Linked DNA regions of Homo sapiens: region 1 is linked to region 2. The links are chromatin contacts, found by Hi-C or POLR2A ChIA-PET in ENCODE. All regions are on one chromosome and are shown on one strand. Each heading gives the region's core, a stretch centred on a gene start or an enhancer-like site at or near the end of the contact. The rest is flanking DNA. Distances are from core to core; before and after follow the strand shown.

Evidence for each region. A loop is a pair of places that touch in the nucleus more often than their neighbours do. ChIA-PET counts read pairs that join two places held with the same protein, here RNA polymerase II (POLR2A). Pooled maps may share reads with other maps.
Region 1: a loop to region 2 is called in a map of HCT116, with 5 times the contacts of the local background. The contact joins two enhancer-like sites. A Hi-C loop is called at or near these places in 2 of 168 maps with a recorded cell type or tissue (HCT116 and endothelial cell of umbilical vein) and 4 of 50 pooled maps. POLR2A ChIA-PET finds 5 or more read pairs at or near these places in 1 of 52 experiments (GM12878).

Annotation. Positions count from the first base shown.
Region 1 is chr16:12,337,320-12,343,589 of GRCh38, forward strand. All of the region lies in intron 15 of SNX29 (sorting nexin 29), which reads left to right. Among named protein-coding and RNA genes, the nearest start is that of SNX29-AS2, 32 kb to the right of the region's middle. RefSeq lists an enhancer at 4,003-5,202. Within about 2 kb of position 4,297, at least 2 of the 41 ENCODE cell types and tissues checked have a DNase peak (open chromatin) inside an H3K27ac peak, as active enhancers do.
Region 2 is chr16:12,571,913-12,577,770 of GRCh38, forward strand. It overlaps SNX29 (sorting nexin 29), which reads left to right. Exons shown (of 21, transcript NM_032167.5): 21 at 1-2,375. All of the region lies in intron 1 of SNX29-AS3 (SNX29 antisense RNA 3), which reads right to left. Among named protein-coding and RNA genes, the nearest start is that of SNX29-AS3, 36 kb to the right of the region's middle. Within about 2 kb of position 1,464, at least 3 of the 41 ENCODE cell types and tissues checked have a DNase peak (open chromatin) inside an H3K27ac peak, as active enhancers do.

The sequences.
Region 1 (6,270 bases), core at 3,047-5,546, 230 kb before region 2:
GGTATGCAATGCGATGGGTGTTTTGTTGTTGTTGTTGTTCAAGACAGGGTCTTGCTGTGCTACCCAGGCTGGAGTGCAGTGGTGCGATCTCGGTTCACCACAGCCTCGACCTCCTGGGCTCAAGTGATCCTCCCACCTCAGCTTCCCCAGTAGCTGGGACTACAGGCACGTACCATCATGCCCGGCTAACTTTTATATTTTCTGTAGAGACGAGGTTTTGCCATATTGTCCAGGCTGGTCCTAAACTCCTGGGTTCAAGCGATCCTCCCACCTCGGCCTGCGAAAGTGCTAGGATTACAGGTGTGAGCCACTTCACCTAGTCACATATCTCACTTTGAAGAAGAATACTTGCAAACATGTGACCCATTTGCCCCAGATTTTATGGACGAAGGGAAGGATTGTCATTCAGTGACGGTGATGGCGTGGTTTCCCTGGCCGAGTGAGGACAATGGCCTCATGGAGAAACCCTGAGATTTTGCTGCCATTGTCAGCATCTTCCCTCATCATCTCAAGTCTGGGACAGTCCTCTTTATGTCCTGGGTATAAAAGCTCCGAAGAAGAAAACAGGTTGCAAGTGGAAGTTTCTGCAGCCGAGGAACGGTCGGGTGACACTTCCATGGCCCTCTCACAGCCGCTTCACCTTGAAAGTGCTGCGGTCTTTGGGTTGAATCCAGGTTCTCTTCACAGCGACTGCCAGAGGAGCCGAGGAAGCACCTGCATTTGGAGCTATTCAGTGCATCCTGGAACCGGTGTTTGGCTTATTTTCTTAGCATAAGTAGATTTCTACCTAATGGGTCATCAGTGTTTTCTGGGGCTGAGTCATTAGGGAGGTGGGAGGCGGATCAATTGTTTAGACCAGACATCGCCTCTGCAGTTTGCCGAAACCACGGCTTTTGTTTTCTTTGAAAAGGAAAATGTTGGAGTCCAGTAGACTTTCTTAAGCAGTGTGGAGGCAACTCATGAGCCGTGGGGTTGGGCGAGGAAGGGAAGTACACTCTGTTCAGAACCCTGGGGATGTTCAGAACCCTGGGGGTAAATAAGGAAGCTCATCGGGGATCAGACCAGCAGAGGGACTGCCTTCCTTGGCTGCCTTCCCCCCGGGAGGTATTCCCGGGAACAAGGAAGCTCATCCCCTCTTAGGTTCTCACCGTGCATCAGGCGTTGTGCACAGGTTCCCACAAGGGGTGTCACGTTCTCCTCACAGCTTCAGGAAATCTGTATCATTAAAGTTTCCACTTGTAGATGAGAAAACTGAGTCTCAGAAAGGCTGTGTAATTTGTGTGAGGTCACACAGCAGCATTCACACCAGGTCTCCCAGAACACACAGCCCATACTATATCCCCATAGGCAAATCAGAAATGGCTAGCTTGATAAGGGACATCATCCTTGACCTGTTGCCTTCCTGGGTGGCAGGGGCCTGGGAGATGAGACTCTATGGAATCTCTCCCTGCAGACCCCTACCCCATCCCCACCCCCAGACCCACCTTCCATGTGGGAGGCGCTTGTGGAATATTTATTGATTGAAAGAGGTTGAAAGAAACATGTTTAACAACATATGGCCCAAAATCATAACAGTGTTTCCAGATGGAGGATTCATGATGCTGCCCTGCAGCTTAGAGTCCCCCAGATTAGGAGTGTCACATGGAGGGAGAGGTTAAACTTGTTCCACCTGTGGCCGTCATGGGCTGTCCTAGGACTACACACAGACAACTTTGAATTCAGTGGAAAGAGACCTGCGCCATCATGACTGTTTCATAATAAGTGGCAGCCGGGCATGGTGGCTCACACCTGTAATTCCAGCATTTTGGGAGGCTGAGGCAGGTGGATCACCTGAGGTCAGGAGTTCAAGACCAGCCTGGCCAACATGGTGAAACCCCGTCTCTACTAAAAATATAAAAACAATTAGCCAGGCGTGGTGGCGCATGCCTGTAATCCCAGCTACTTGTGTGGCTGAGGCAGAAGAATCTCTTGAACCTGGGAGGCAGAGGTTGTGGTAACCTGAGATCGTGCCATTGCACTCCAGCCTGGGCGACAGAGTGAGATTCTGTCTCAAAAAAAAAAAAAAAAAAAAAAAAGATTATGGGTAGTGAGTTTCTTGTGAGTGGAGGTGTTGAAGCAGAAACTGGGCAGTTACTTGGTGGCTCTGTGAGTCAGGACTCTAATCCAAATGACAGAAAACTCAAACTGGGCTTAACAAGAAATGAAGCTTTTTGAGTGATGAAAACTGGACATCCAAGGATTGGTGTAACCTTTGGCAGGGTTGCATCCAGAGGTCAGATGAGCAAATGTGGATGTTCTCTTCCTGCTGTTGCTCTCTGCTTTCTTTTTTGTGGTCTTCATTCTTAGGAAGGCTTTCTCTATATGTGATGGATCCTAGCAGCTCCAAGCTTATGTCCTATGAGCTTAGCAATTCTTGTCATGAAGAGAGGGTTTCTCTCCCAGTAGCTCTAACAAGATTCTTGGAATTGACTCTTATTGGCCTGACTTGAGTCTTCTGCCATCCCTGAACCAGTCACTGTGGCTAAAGGATGAAATACACTCATTGGCAGGGCCAGGGCACGTGGCCAACAGTCAGTGGGGGCGTTTGGTCAGCTTCCCCAGATCACTAGGAAGAGAGGTGGTTTCTTAAGAAAAAGCAGGATTCCATTAGCCAAAAAAGAGGGGAATTCATCTTGGGCAGAGAGAAAAAGAGAGATGTTCACCATGAGGGTCACTGAAAAAGGGTCTTTTAGCATCAAATGAGGAATTGGAGACGATCACTTTTTAGATTTAAATCCAAGACATAATGATCAGGTTTAGTTTCTTAGCCAAAAATTGTTTTCTTTTTCATCTTTGTTTTCATCATCGTCATCTTCTCCATCCTCCTCCCCTTCTTCTCCTTCCCTGGAGAAACTAACTAGAATGGAATGCAGCTGTAGAAATCCTGGTTAATTTCTCAGATGCAGAATCTGGTCTCTGCAAAGGAAGGAGAATTTCTATTGAAGCCCAACCTTTTGTTTGAAGTCCTATTCTCTGTAACGGGGCATAAAGACAATGTTCCTCAGTCAGTAAGCATTCCTAACCTTGAGCTCTAGGATGTAAGCTCAGAGGAGGAAGGAGCTTTTATCTGTTTGTTCCCTGTTGTATCCCCAGTGTCTAGACAGTGCTTGGCATGTAATAGTAAGGATGGATGGATGTGGGAGACAGAATGGGAAGAGCATGGTTTTGCATTGAACAGATTTGTGTTTGGAGTTCTGGAAACGTTGGTCTGTGAGTCATCTGGAGCAGAGTGACCACTTGGGGGCAGTGTGAGGTTATTATCAGTAACTTGCACCTGGTGGCCAGGTAGACAAGAGGCTAGAACTGCGAGAACAGTCGGGAGGGACCAGAAGGGACGATCTCCCCTGTCTCTCTTTCACAACCCCGGCAGCAAACATCTCTAAGAGTCTGATTAGGTCACCCGGAGCATGTGGTATCTTGGGCATTGAAGCATCTTTGTGGGTTCTTGAAGGTCTGAGATCCTCCAGTGGAGAGTGTTCCTCAGTGTCCCGCTTTATAGCCTTTTACGTGGAGTCTTTGCCTTCCATCCACTAAAGGGGCCCCTATCCTTTGTCTGTCACCACTGGCATCTTTCCTCTATTTACTTCACCATGAGGTTATGAGAACTCATCCTACAGTCTCTTCTAAGCCCCTATTTCCTTACCTGTAGAATGGGCATAATGCCTTGAAGAGACGTGATGATTACAGTGAAGGAATATTGATAAAGGACCAAGAAGAGTGTCTGGCCTGTGGAACGCATCCAACCTATGGTTACTATTATTATTGGAGCCCAAGGAGAGATTTGAATTGTATTTGGGGCTTTCACAGACAAACTCATTAGAAAGTACTGCCTGGGCCCATATAGCAGACAGAATACAAGTCTTGTGATGGATAGACCTGGGTTCAAATTCTGACTTCACCACTTGTGATTTGTATGACCTTGAACAAATGATTTAATGTGTCTGAGACCAGTTTCTTCTTGGGTAAAAGGATATCATGATACCTACTTCCTGTGGCTGTTGCAAAGCTGCCTTTAACAAATGTCTTTGGCCTCTGTGCCTTTCCTCAGACTTTCAGGCCCATTGTGAGAGAGCTAGGAAGATACAGGGTTGTCAAGTTGACACATGTCAGAATAGGATTGGTTCTGCCACAGTAACAAATGATCCTCAATCTCGGTCTTTAACAAAATAAAAGCTTATTTCCTGTTCGTATGTGTCCAACATGGGTTGCCCAAGGGCAACAGTGGGACTGTTCTGCTCCACATAATGACTCAGAAATCTAGGTGGACAGAGGCTCCCATCTTGTGGCCACACCATGGCTTTCTCACTTAGTGTTACAGGGAAGGGATGGTGCAGGGTCACACGCCAGCAGTCCTATGCTATGACTCAGAAGAAACATTTGTCACTTCCACCTGGAACTCGTTGGCCCTAAGTCAGAAGCTTGTGCCCTGTTGTGCAGAGGGGGCTGGGAAGCTTGGGGAGCAGGTAGGGTGCATGGTGAGCACCAGTATCTCTGCCACAAGGACCCACTTGTTGTCTTCATGACATTCCCATTGTAGGGATTAGAGCAGCTGTGGGCTAGTGACTCCGTAGCTGCCAGGTCATTTCCAGCACAGTGCTTCGTGCCAGGAAGTAAAGAAATTTAGGCTTGAGACCCCAGCTTCATAGATGCTGCTGAGAACGTGAACTCTTTTACCTCTCCCAGATTCTGGGAGGTAGATGTGGTCTTGTAATGCTGACTGTTGAATAGAAAACAGAAGAAGATCACATTTGATGAGCCACTCTGTTGGGGGTGGCCTAGGCAGGGAAGCATTGTGATACTTTTGCACTTACCTTCACTGCGTATATCATGGGGATATGAGTCACCCAGAGAAAAAGTTTTATTGCCTGTTGCCCTCTGCAAGGGAAGAAAAGTCACAGATGTCTGCTGCATGCCTCCTGAGGGCAAGAGTGTATGCTTGGCATTTTAACATACAAGATCTCGGTCATATCTTCAGTGTCCCATGGAGAGAAGAGATTACAGTCTCCATGTTGCTGATGAAACCATGAGGCTTAGGGGTGTTCAGAGCTGTGTAGAAACAATGGCTGCCCCGTTCATGGGACACAGCCAGTGAAGTGTGGTCCCAGATTCAAGCCCTTAAATTCCATGTTGTTGTTTTAAACTATACCATCTCGTCTTTCCATTGTAATGTCTGTGGGGCTTAAGGAAGTTGTAGGGATGTGCCCAGTTCTGTGTGTCAATCAAAGCTGTAAGAATCAGAATCTTGTGTCTTTTACGAAGCTTGAGTTGTATATTGGCTCATTTAGTCCTCATAACAACGCTATCATGTAAGAGCTCCTATGGCCACCATTTTTCAGATGCAGAAACTGAGGTCCAGAGAGGTTGAATGATTTACCCAAGGTCACCCAGCAAGTTACTGGCAGACTGGGACAGAATCCTGGCCGTCCAGCTCCAAGTTCATCCCCCAGACCAGTACCCCACAGTGCTCGCTCACATTTGAGCACAGTCTTCCCTCTGTCCAGGTGCTGGTGTTCATGAATTACTGCTTGGCACAAATGAATGGCTGCATACCCCTTCCTGGGAGGAGCAAGCCAGCCTTTACCTGAAGGAGGCTCTTGGCAGCTTTACGGGAGTGCTGTTGGGTGTGAGAAAGAGACTCTCAAAGGAAAACAACATTTTGATGCTCATAAAATTTAATGTTCTTTCATTTACTGTCTTTCTCTTGAAACTTGGACATAATTTATTGAGCCCGTGGTTGAAATATTCAGGAGGTCTCTGTGTGCTACTTCGAAGGGAATATGATTAAAAACGCACACCAGCCTCCACTGATTTCTCAAGACATGAGAACACGACAAAGAGCCACATAATTTCAGAATTCACATCTTTATGTGAAAGCCTGTGCTTTCCAGCACCTTGCAGAATGAATGGAAAAGCAGCACTTCAGGGTGAAATGTTTTCCAGAAAACTTCTGACTTGGTGTGCTAGTGTTAGCTTCACGGTACTAAATAACTTCTGTGTCCAGCAACCTATTCTCGGAGATAAAGAGAAGCTGCCCCAGGCCCTGTGCCAGGCTGGCTGCTCTGAAGTCACATCTTAACCATGTTTAAAATCCTGCTCGATACGATGGAGCCCCACTTTATAGCCGAGGAAATGGGAGCAGATGAATGATGGGGCTTGGGTGTGAACCTGTTCTCATGCCTCCTGCCAGCTGACCTCTTCCTGCCTTTGGCCTCAGCTTAGTATCACAAGCCC
Region 2 (5,858 bases), core at 214-2,713:
GGCAGGCCCTGGTGAAGGAAGACACTTTCAGGGAAGAGGCTCTTACAGTCTATGGTGGTAGCCATCTTCACATCCAGTCACCAGTTGCATCTAGGGAGCTGCTGGCTATAAAAGGGATCATCCAGTGGAGTTGTAAACAAGGGAACCATCTTGCAAGATCTAGGAAGAGGAAGGGGAGGGATGTGGACTGGGTCTGATCACAGCCCTTGGCCCTGCTTCATACTTTGGAGCTTATTAAGATCAATTTTGATAACCATGTAATTTCTTAGAACCATGGCAGGTAGTATTGTGCTTTAAAAACCAGAGGCTCCTGAAAGTCGTTTACACCAGGTGGATTGATACCATGGCTGTAGCTGATGCAACTAACAAGTACTGGGGCCAGTGATCACAATCCAGGTTGGAAACAGGAGTGAAGCCCACCAGCCTGCCTGGTTGATGGACAGCAGGCTCTGCCTTCTGGAGGCGGCTTATATCCCAACAGCCTGAGGCAGGGCTCTGTGGCCCAGGCCGGCAGTGGCTGCCTCTCTTGGTTCTGCATGGTACATTTTGCCAACCCTGAGGACCAGTTCTTGGGGTTCCAGGCCTCGGCCTTCCTGCTCCACGTGCTCAAGCCCCCACAGGGGGCTGCGACACCATCTGGCTCCTCACAGGGAGGTCCAGCCATGTTCTCTGGGCTCCCAGTGAGCCCCCTCCCCTCCGGCTACCCCCAGAATCCATCCTTCATTCCTCCACCAAGCTCCTGTGTGAGCTGCAGCACCCACACGGGGGAAGCCCTGCACTCCAGCAGCATCTTCCAGCCTTGGCACAGAACTGATGGCAAAGGAAGGGCTGGGTTTTCAGCTTCTGGGACCCGAGGAAGACCCCACCTCACTCCTCCTTCCCCAGTACATCAGACTGGTTAGGAGGCATCCCAGAAGGGGCAGCCTCATGCCCAGGTTTCAGCCCTAAAGGTAATGATTGTCTTGACTCTGCCTTGGCATTTCGCTCGGAATCACGGCAGACTTGGAGTGTTTCTTCAAGGCAGGCATCTGCTTATGAGCAAGGTCAAAGATTTTTCAAAATATTGTGCATTAATTCATTAAAGCTACTGTTAAATATTTGCTGTTTTTAGATTGGCGTCCGTGCTAATTCTGCAGTTGTAGCACTGTATATTTTATCTCATTTCTGTGCCAAGAAAGTTCATCTTTATGTTTTTCTAATACACAATCTTGATCTTGTTTCCAAAATAAAGCTTCAGCTCCTTGGTCAATAGAAGTAAGGGTGTAGCCATCCAGGGTCTCCCGGCTCTAGGCAGACCGGATCCCGCAGTTCATCCCATGGTTGTTGAAATGTACCTCGATCAGTCATCTCTGGTATTCCTCACTCTAGCCATGAGCCATTGCCATCTTATGGGCCCGATTTGGGTACTCTGAATTATGTCATGGAGTAGACAGTTACTTCTAAATCCCAGCAACCAAGTTGCGTATCCTTCCTTATAGCTAGTTTCTATAGAGAAGTGAAAAAGAAATCTGGCTTCCTTAATAAGATAGTTGAGCCTATGACATTAAGGAGCAGCGCTGCTGGCGGAAGATTCTAGATTCACTGGTGGTTTAAGAGGCCCAGGGATTTAGTTCTTACTGGTGCGTAAGTGTTTTCCCATCCTAACCGGAAAACCACTCACCCAGGCTTCCCCCACTTCCCCTCAAATTTTCTCAGCTCTGCCGCTGGTCTCCATGAACGGCAAGGGGAACCACCACTCATTCACTGTCAGTGTAGGTAAGACAGAGGATGCCCTTGCAAAAATTGGGACTGAGGACAGTAGCACACGGAATGGTGGATCGTACATTTGCACCCAGAGCTACTAAACGCTCAGTGACCCCAGAGACCATTAATTTCCCGGAGTGAAGGGGATGGGGGTAGAGCTAATTGGAATTTTTATTATCCAGGACTCATCCTAAGAAGAATGTTGGCCTCTCTTCATCCCTGGCTTAGCCGTCAGGTAGAACGCTTACTCACCTGACACCGACTTCTTAGAGAAGCGAGTCTTTTTTGAATGGAGGAGCGATGGTAACCCCACTAGGGGGCGCCCATGATCGGCTCCCAGTGCACCCCCTTAAGGGTAAGCAGGCCACATATCTAGAGTCTGATAGTCTGTGTGTACATAAGGTCTAGAAGTCTGTGGAAACGCCCTGAAACCTGTAGTATTATCTTAACTACCCTCTTATGTTAAGGTTTACATAATAGGATTTTTAAACAAATGTGTTTAATTTTTTAAGATCTCTTGTATTAAAATTTTCTTTTGGAATAAGCTGTGGAAATTTTGTTACAACCTGGTTGAGATCAACCTCTTTACAATGACACAAATTGTGACATTTTATAAATTAGATACTTCAGTGGATGGTCTCTGTCTCAGTTCTTTTTCAACAACTGGAGATTGAGGTGAACTTAATACACGTGGATCAACTGAATTGAAATGGAGCAGAATCTCATTTTGAGTTAATTAGGCAGATTTGGATAAACTGGCAATGCAGCATTAAAATTTCATACAGAAAACACTCCTCATTACAGGTACCTATGTATTCACTTCTAGAAGAAACAATTATTAGGCGGCTACTGTATACCAGGTGCTTGGCATACAGCAGTAAGACAGGTAAGGTGTACTGTTGGAGTCGCACTGGACATGAAGCAGACAGATTTTTAAGAAGTCAACCATCCGGATAATTTCAGACCACAGTAAATATTGCAAGAGTGACAGGAATTAGAAATTCTTGGTCCCAACCAAGAATCTACGTTCAACAGCCTAGGCACTGCTGTCATTGGGGACTGGATGATTCTGTTGTGGGGGGCCGTCCCGTACATTGTAGGATGCCTCCACCTGTTAGAGGCCAGGGGCACCCCTTTAGTTGTAACAGACAGATGTCCAGACATGGCCAGAGGTCCCCTGGGGGGAGGGGGGCCAGTGGAGAGCCATGGGGCTAAGGCCAAGGGGTCCTCTTGGCTAAAGTGGCTTTTTTTTTTGGAGACAGTTTTTTACTCTTGTTGCCCAGGCTGGAGTGCAAAGGTGCCATCTCCGCTCACCACAACCTCCGCCTCCCGGGTTCAAGCAATTCTCCTGCCTCAAGCCTCCTGCGTAGCTGGGATTACATGCATGGGCCAGCACTCCTGGCTAAAGTTTTATGTTTTAGTAGAGACAGGGTTTTTCCATGTTGGTCAGGCTTGTCTCGAACTCAGACCTCAAGTGATCCACCCACCTCAGCTTCCAAAAGTGCTGGGATTACATGTGTGAGCCACCACACCTGGCTGGCTAAAGTGACTTTTAAGCTGAGACCTAAAGGATGAAAAGAAACTCTGCACTGCCCCCACACCTCCCAAATAATTTACACTGGCTTAAGTACTCAGACCCTGCAACAAAATAGGCAACATTTTTAACCCAGTTATGGTAACAGAGAAAAGAAAGGCTCCTGGGATGAGAATCCAGGCATAAAGTCAGTTCCCACCAGGGCCGCATGAAGGGCATTGTTGCAGGTGGCTCTTAAAGCCCGGCTGCGCAAAGGCTGCTGTGGGCTGTCACAGATGGAGGCGATGCGTAACCATTTCTGTCTGGGGGTGGGGGTGATGTGGGCACTATGCCAGGCACCCCACAGCTGCGTTGCCATGGGCATTAAGTCAGGAGGCCGCACTTAGGGGAATGCAGAGGGACGTCAAGGCAGTCTTCAGGCTGCTGCTCCTGTCCTGCACCATCCTAAGTGACCCTCCCAATGCCACCTCCATCAGCGCTGTCCAGCAGAAATACCATGTGAGCCATGTATGCCATTTAAAATTTTCAGCCAGGTGCAATGGCTCAGGCCTGTAATCCCAGCACTTTGGGAGGCCGAAACAGGAGGACAGCTTGAGGCCAGGTATTCAAGACCAGCCTGGGCAGCATAGCAAAACCCTGTCTCTAACAAGGTTTTTTTGTTTTTTTTGTTTTTGTTTTTATTTTTTTTATTTTTTTTTTTTTTTTTGAGACGGAGTCTTGCTCTGTCGCCCAGGCTGGAGTACAGTGGCACCAATCTCAGCTCACTGCAACCTCTGCCTTCTGGGTTCACGCCATTCTCCTGCCTCAGCCTCCCAGGTAGCTGGGACCTACAGGCAAATGCCTCCATGCCTGGCTAATTTTTTTTTTTTTTTTTAAAGTAGAGATGGGGTTTCACCATGTTAGCCAGGATGGTCTGGATTTCCTAAACCTCGTGATCCACCCATCTCGGCCTCGCAAAGTGCTGGGATTACAGCAGTGAGCCACCGTGCCCGGCCCAGTTTTTTTTTTTTTTTTTTTTTTTTTTTTAATTAGCCACATATGGTAGCATGCTCCTGTCTTCCCAGCTACTCAGGAGGCCAGGACAGGTAGATCGCTTGAGCCCAGGAGTTCAAGTCTGCAGTGAGCAGTGATCATAGCACTACATTCCAGCCTGGGCAACAGAGTGAGATCCTGTTTCACAAAAACAAATTCTAGTAGCCCCATTAAAAATATTTTTAAAACGCAGGTGATAATTGTAATAGTTTATTTCATTTAACCCAATACATCCAAGACATTGCCATTTCAACACGCAATCCTTTTGAATCTTACTGATTTATTTTCCATTTTTGGGTACTAAGTCTGCCAAACTGGTGTGTTATTTTATGCACTGCACAGCTCTGCTCAGACGAACTGCATCTCAAGGACTCAGTGTCCTGTATGACTGGTGTCTTCCCGTATTGGGCAACAGAGCTCTGTGGACCCAACTCCCAAACCTATGTCAGCCTCATCTCTGACTGCCTAACCAACACTCCATTTGCATCACTTCATGAGCATCTCAAACCAAACTAAAAGGCATCTTTTGTTTTCTGCCCCAAAAGTGCTCCTACCCGTGACTCCCCAGCTCAGGAAGTAGAGGTTCCATCTCAGCAGCTGTGGAGGCCACCAGTCCTTGCCTCTTCCTGTCCCCTACCTCGTAATTGACCAGGTTCCTATTTATTCACTTCCTTAAGAAACAAGCACCTACTGTATACCAGTTGCCGGGCACACGGCAGTGAGCAAGACAGGTAAGGTGCACTACTGCCCTTGGTTCCACCCCTGAAATAGATCTAGATCCGACTGCTTCCAGCACCCTCCACGCCTCACCACCACCATGGTCAAAGCTGCCATTGCCTCTCATGATGTGGGTGCCACACTGTCCTCCCCAGTCACCCCCCGTGCCATCACACTGCCATTCAGGCTCCTCTCCACGCAGCAACCACTGCGACCTTTAACATTGGTTTGGATCAGTCACTCGACCACAATCCTCCGTAGGACTCCTGCCCTGCTCTGCTCCTGGTGACCTCTGCCGTGGCAGACAGTGCTTTAAAAAGTATTGGCTGGGTGCAGTGGCTCACACCTGCAATCCCAACACTTTTAGAGGCCAAGATGGGTTGGATCAGTTGAGCCCAGGAATTTTGACCAGCCTAGTCAACACAGTAACAATTCCATCTCTACAAAAAAACACAACCACATGTACACACACACACACACACACACACACACACACACACGCCAGGTGTGGTTGCATATGCCTGTGTCTCAGCTCCTCAGGAGACAGATGGGAGGATCGCTTGAGCCTAGGAGGCAGAGGCTGCCATGAGCTGTGATCACACCACTGTATTCTAGCCTGAGCAACAAAGCAAGCCCGTCTCAAAACAAAACCGAACCCTAAAATCTGCTATGAAGGGGCAGGGATGTGGGGGGCTGTCATAGAAACTTGCCCTGAGAGTGGCCTCAAAGCCTGCGCTAATGCCCCACCATCTATAGCTGAGGATTCTGAGGATTCTTTCCGACATGCATGTAAGTGATGGGTAATTGAGGCATCATTGTGTGTGAAGCGGGA